Regions from separate parts of the Homo sapiens genome. Here region 2 is linked to region 1. Evidence: chromatin loops called from intact Hi-C (ENCODE). Cell type or tissue: HepG2. All regions are shown on one strand.

Region 1 (2,500 bases):
CTGGCCAGGCCCCCTCTGGCCCCACTTTGGACTATTATTCTCTGTGCTCCCCCCATACTGCCCTTCTCCCCTTTGCTTGGATTGATCGGGCATGCTCCAGTCTGAGGGTCTCTGCACTGGCTGTGCCTCATCCTACTCTCCTCCCAGATGGCCACATGGTCAAGTTCTTGTTTCACTTAGGTCTCAGAGAGCCCATCCTAAACAGTCTGTCTAAAAGAGCACTGACTCCTGACACTTTGTTTTCTTACTGTTTTAGATTTCTTCGCGGCTTTAATTATTACCTGATACACACACACTCACATTTATATTTATTTATGAGACAGGGTCTTGTGCTGTTACCCAGGCTGGAATGCAGTGGCATGATCACAGCTCACTGCAGCCTCAACCTCCCCAGGCTCAGATGATCCTCCCACCTCAGCCTCCCAAGTAGCTGAGACTACAGGCACATGCCACCATGCCTGGCTAATTTTCTTATTTTTTGTAGAGACAGGGTTTTGTCATGTTGCCCAGGCTGGTCTTGAATTCCTGGGCTCAAGGGATCCACCCGCCTCAGCCTCCCAAAGTCCTGAGATTACAAGTGTGAGCCACTACCCCCAGCCTTCATATTTATTTTTTGAGTATTTATTTTCCCCCTTAAACATAAGTTCTGAGAGCAGGAAATTCATCTGTTTTGTTCACTGCCATATTCCTGGGACTTAGAATAGTACCTAGCATATAGTAGGCACTCAATTAATGTTATCTAATTGTATTTTTATTCTTGGATAATGAGCAAGAGATTGCTTTCTACAGATGTCCATTGTCTGAGTAATGCCCAAACACTGGATCAAAATATCCTGGCCGGGCGCGGTGGCTCACGCCTATAATCCCAGCACTTTGGGAGGCTGAGGCGGGGGGATCACCTGAGCTCAGGAGTTCAAGACCAGCCCGGCCAACATGGCAAAACCCCATCTCTACTAAAAATACAAAAATTATCCGGGTGTGGTGGTGCACACCTATAGTCCCACTTACTTGGGAGGTTGAGGCAGGTGAATTGCTTTAATCTGGGAGGCGGAGGGTGCAGTGAGCCGAGATTGCGTCACTGCACTCCAGCCTAGGCAACAGAGAGAGACTTTGTTTCAAAAAAAAAAAAAATCCCAAAAAAGATAACAGAATTCACATGGTGACAGAAGGCCAAAGTGCAGAGTAGCCTATCAGTCAATCAGCCTTTGCAAAAAGAATCACCCCTAACACTCACAGTGGTACTAAATATAACAAAAAGACAAGAAACTCTGTCAATGCCAAGTAATAAAGAGAATCTATACGAGAGATATTTGCAGAAATATCAGACCCCAAAGGGGAGAGGGCAATACCTACCTTATCAGCCATCACAGAGGCAAAAAGGAAACGTCCCCCAAGACCAAATGAGTAGATTTTCACACCAATAGTTTTGAAGCTTTTTCCCAAGTCTGAAGTTCTCCATAATTCCAGAGCCCCAAGGTCAGCTTCTTAAACAAGACAAAATATTAATTAAAATTTCACTTACTGGTGAGCCTAGTTCAAAGCAGTTGTTTTAGAATCAATCTTAATTTTATAGCTAAAGCATTTTAAATACTATGCATGTTAATCAAGTGACAACATAAAATGTGATACAGCGGCCAGGCGCAGTGGCTCATGCCTGTAATCCCAGCACTTTGGGAGGCTGAGGTGGGCGGATCACGAGGTCAGGAGATAGAGACCAAACTGGCTAACACCATGAAACCCCATCTGTACTAAAAATACAAAAAAATTTAGCCAGGCGTGGTGGTGGGCGCCTGTAGTCCCAGCTACTCGGGAGGCTGAGGCAGGAGAATGGCGTGAACCCGGGATGCAGAGTTTTCAGTGGGCAGAGATCGCGCCACTGTGCTCCAGCCTGTATGACAGAGCAAGACTCCGTCTCATAAAAAAAAAAAAAAAAAGTGATACAGCATTAGATATAGGCAATTCATATTTGTGTTTTATTTTATACATTTCAGATTTTATGCTCAATGGAAAGGTAAGAGATTACTTAATTCTAATACAGTGTTTCATAAAAACATCAAAGCCACAGCAGACGGGTGCGGTGGCTCACGCCTGTAATCCCAGCACTTTGGGAGGCCGAGCCGGGTGGATCACGAGGTCAGGAGTTCAAGACCACCCTGGCTAACACGGTGAAACCCCATCTCTACTAAAAATACAAAAAATTAGCCGGGCGTGGTGACAGGCGTCTGTAGTCCCAGCTACACAGGAGGCTGAGGCAGGAGAATGGTGTAAACCCAGGAGGCGGAGCTTGCAGTGAGCGGAGATGGCGCCACTGCACTCCAGCCTGGGCGACAGAGCAAGACTCCGTCTCAAAAAAAAAAAAAAAAAAAAGCCACAGCATGCTGCTTTACTTTCTTCATGGCACAGTTTGGAATTATCTTATCCTATTTTAAATTGTCTTGAGTTTTCTTTTCTTTTCTTTTAAGGGCTGGGGGTCTTGCCACATTGCCCAAGCTGTCCTTGA
Region 2 (2,500 bases), 68 kb before region 1:
AAAGTATATATGCTTTTTAAATTTAATAGAGGCGGGGTCTCACTATGTTGATCAGGCTGGTCTTGAATTCCTAGGCTCAAGTGATCCTCCCGCCTTGGCCTCCCAAACTGGGGTCACAGATATGAGCTACCGCATCCGGCCTAGTTCCAAGTTTTGTGTTTGTCGAAGTTCCATTCAATAAACTAGAAAGGCAGCTGGGTGCGGTGGCTCATGCCTGTAATCCCAGCACTTTGGGAGGCCGAGGTGGACAGATCACCTGAGATCAGGAGTTTGAGACTAGCCTGGGCAACATGGTGAAACTCTGTCTCTACTAAAAATACAAAAAAATTAGCTGGGTGCGGTGGTACATGCCTGTAATCGCAGCTACTCCAGGGGCTGAGACAGGAGAATCACTTGAACCTGGGAGGTGGAGATTGCAGTGAGCTGAGATCGTGCCACTGCACTCCAGCCTGGGTGACAGAGCGAGGCTCCATCTCAAAACAAACAAAAAAACTAGAAAGGGAGTTAACCTGGGGACAATATAGGGTGATGATTAAGAACACAAACCCTAGCTGGGCAGTGGTTCACGCCTGTAATCCCAATACTTTGGGAGGCCAAGGCATGTGGATCACTTGAGGCCAGGAGTTAAGAGACCAGCCTGGCCAACATGGTGAAACCCATATCTACAAAAAATACAAAAAAGCCAGCTGTGGTGGTGCATGCCTGTAGTCCCAGCTACTAGGGAGGCTGAGGTGGGAGGATGGCTCAAACCCAGGAAGTAGAGGCTGCAGTGAGCCAAGATCGCACCACTGCACTCCAGCCTGGGTAATAGAGCCAGACCTTGTCTCAAAAAAAAAAAAAAAAGGACACAAACCCTAGAACCAGACTGAATGACTTAATCTTTCTGAGCCTTAAGTTTCTCTGCCCACAAAATGAGGATGATGATAAAAGCATCCACCTAATTGAGCTTTTATGAGGATTAAGTGAGTTAACACATGTAGAGTGCTTGGAAGAGTTCATAGTACATAGTAAGAGGCCAGTAAACACTGGCTTTCTGTGTTGTTGCTACTGGGTGCAATGGAAGAGTGCACAGAGAGAAAAAGTAGAAAGCCAGGCCCAAAGGGAAGGAGACAGGCAGGTGGCTGAACAAGAAGGGCAGCCATGGCAGGAGGGCCTCCTCCCTGACTGGCACTGCTTACTGAAAGTGCTGCTGAAGCAGGTTTAGAGTGGGAGGAGGTGGGGTGGGGACAAAACTCAAGGCTGACCAAGAGGGCGAACAGGATGTGCCATGCCCTCTCCAGCCGCCAGGTGGCAACAACACATGGGTCTGCAGCTTGTTTTGCCTCTAAGGACCCACCCTGGACATGGCTCCACACAAACATGTCACCTTCTGGCCTCACCCAGGTGTGTACCTAAGCCTGCTGACCTTCCAGTGCTTCTATTGGCCCAGGAGCCACCAACAGGCCCTGCTCACTAGACACCAGTGCAGGGCGCAGCTGGGAAGCACACCTGAGGTTTCTTGCCTTACGCCAAATTTCTCCAGAGCTGAATACTCCGTGTCTGTCTGCATACCCCTTCCCTCCCACCGATTCCTGGAATCCCAGAGGCTGCGGGAGTTGCTGCAGAATTCAGGGAAAGGTGCATATCTAGGCATTGTCACTGAAGTAGGTGAATGTGCCAGGTGAACCTTGGAATCAGCCACAAAAAGGGGAAAGCAGTGATGGGCCTCTGGCTCCAGGGACAGGGCAAGGACACTTTGGTGCCTAAGTCAGGCATTTATGGCCAAATAGGCATGGGTGGGGGCACCAGCTGGCAGTCCCACTTCTCTTTGCCCACTTACCTGCTGCTTTTCTCAAGTCATGGCCTGACCTTCAGGGAGGGAAGTTTCCTCAAAACTCAGAAGGAATTGAATTGGTTCTGATTACTAGAGTTAAAGGCTGCAAAAAAAGGGAGGCCCTACACCAAATCTGTTAAACGTGTCTTTGTTATTCCTTCAACAAACACCATCTTGCACTCGAATATCTTCTGAATAAATAAACTAAATGCTCTGCTACACACAGGTCACAACACTAGGGTACTGCAGAGGTTTCCGGATCCTGACGCTCACCCCCAAGTCTAACAGGGGAGATGAGGAGAGCACAGACAACCCCAGTGATGTTAGTTGGAGCCTGACTAGGTGTTCCAGCAGCTCTGGCTGAGGTGATCAGGGAAGATGAACACCACCAAAGGGCCTTCACGTCTCACAGGGAGAGCAAACAAGAAGCTGGTGCGTTTCTAGGAGGCTCCATTATTTTGCCAGTAAAGGACATTCAAGTTTAGGATATAAATAAGAATCTACCTAGATCCTAGCTTAATAGCCTCACATACTGTGAATTAAGCTACACTTAACTTTCATCTGGACCTTCCAATGATACCTGAGACCTGGGGAAAGGCAGCCTGTCCTTGTCTAATGCCAACAAGGGGAGCAGTCACAGCCTGATAAGCTGGAATCTCAAGGCCCTAGGGCCTATTCAGGCCCCTG

What was found. Hi-C counts contacts between places; a loop is a spot of excess contacts. Peaks named below come from ENCODE experiments on the same cell type or tissue, not always from the same donor. Only the 100,000 strongest peaks of a DNase experiment are listed, where the experiment ranks them.
Region 2: a loop joins it to region 1, with 2.7 times the contacts of the local background. A loop is called at or near these places in 10 of 110 quality-filtered maps.

What each region holds. Positions count from the first base shown.
Region 1 is chr1:109,344,398-109,346,897 of GRCh38, forward strand. SORT1 (sortilin 1) reads right to left here. Exons shown (of 20, transcript NM_002959.7): 8 at 1,354-1,484. Among named protein-coding and RNA genes, the nearest start is that of MYBPHL, 39 kb to the left of the region's middle. In HepG2, no CTCF peak of the experiment used is centred here; a DNase peak (open chromatin) is centred at 1,154.
Region 2 is chr1:109,276,336-109,278,835 of GRCh38, forward strand. No RefSeq gene overlaps it. Among named protein-coding and RNA genes, the nearest start is that of PSRC1, 5.6 kb to the right of the region's middle. RefSeq lists enhancers at 1,090-1,839, 1,132-1,426, 1,511-1,570. In HepG2, a CTCF peak has its summit at 1,281 (motif pointing right); a DNase peak (open chromatin) is centred at 1,286.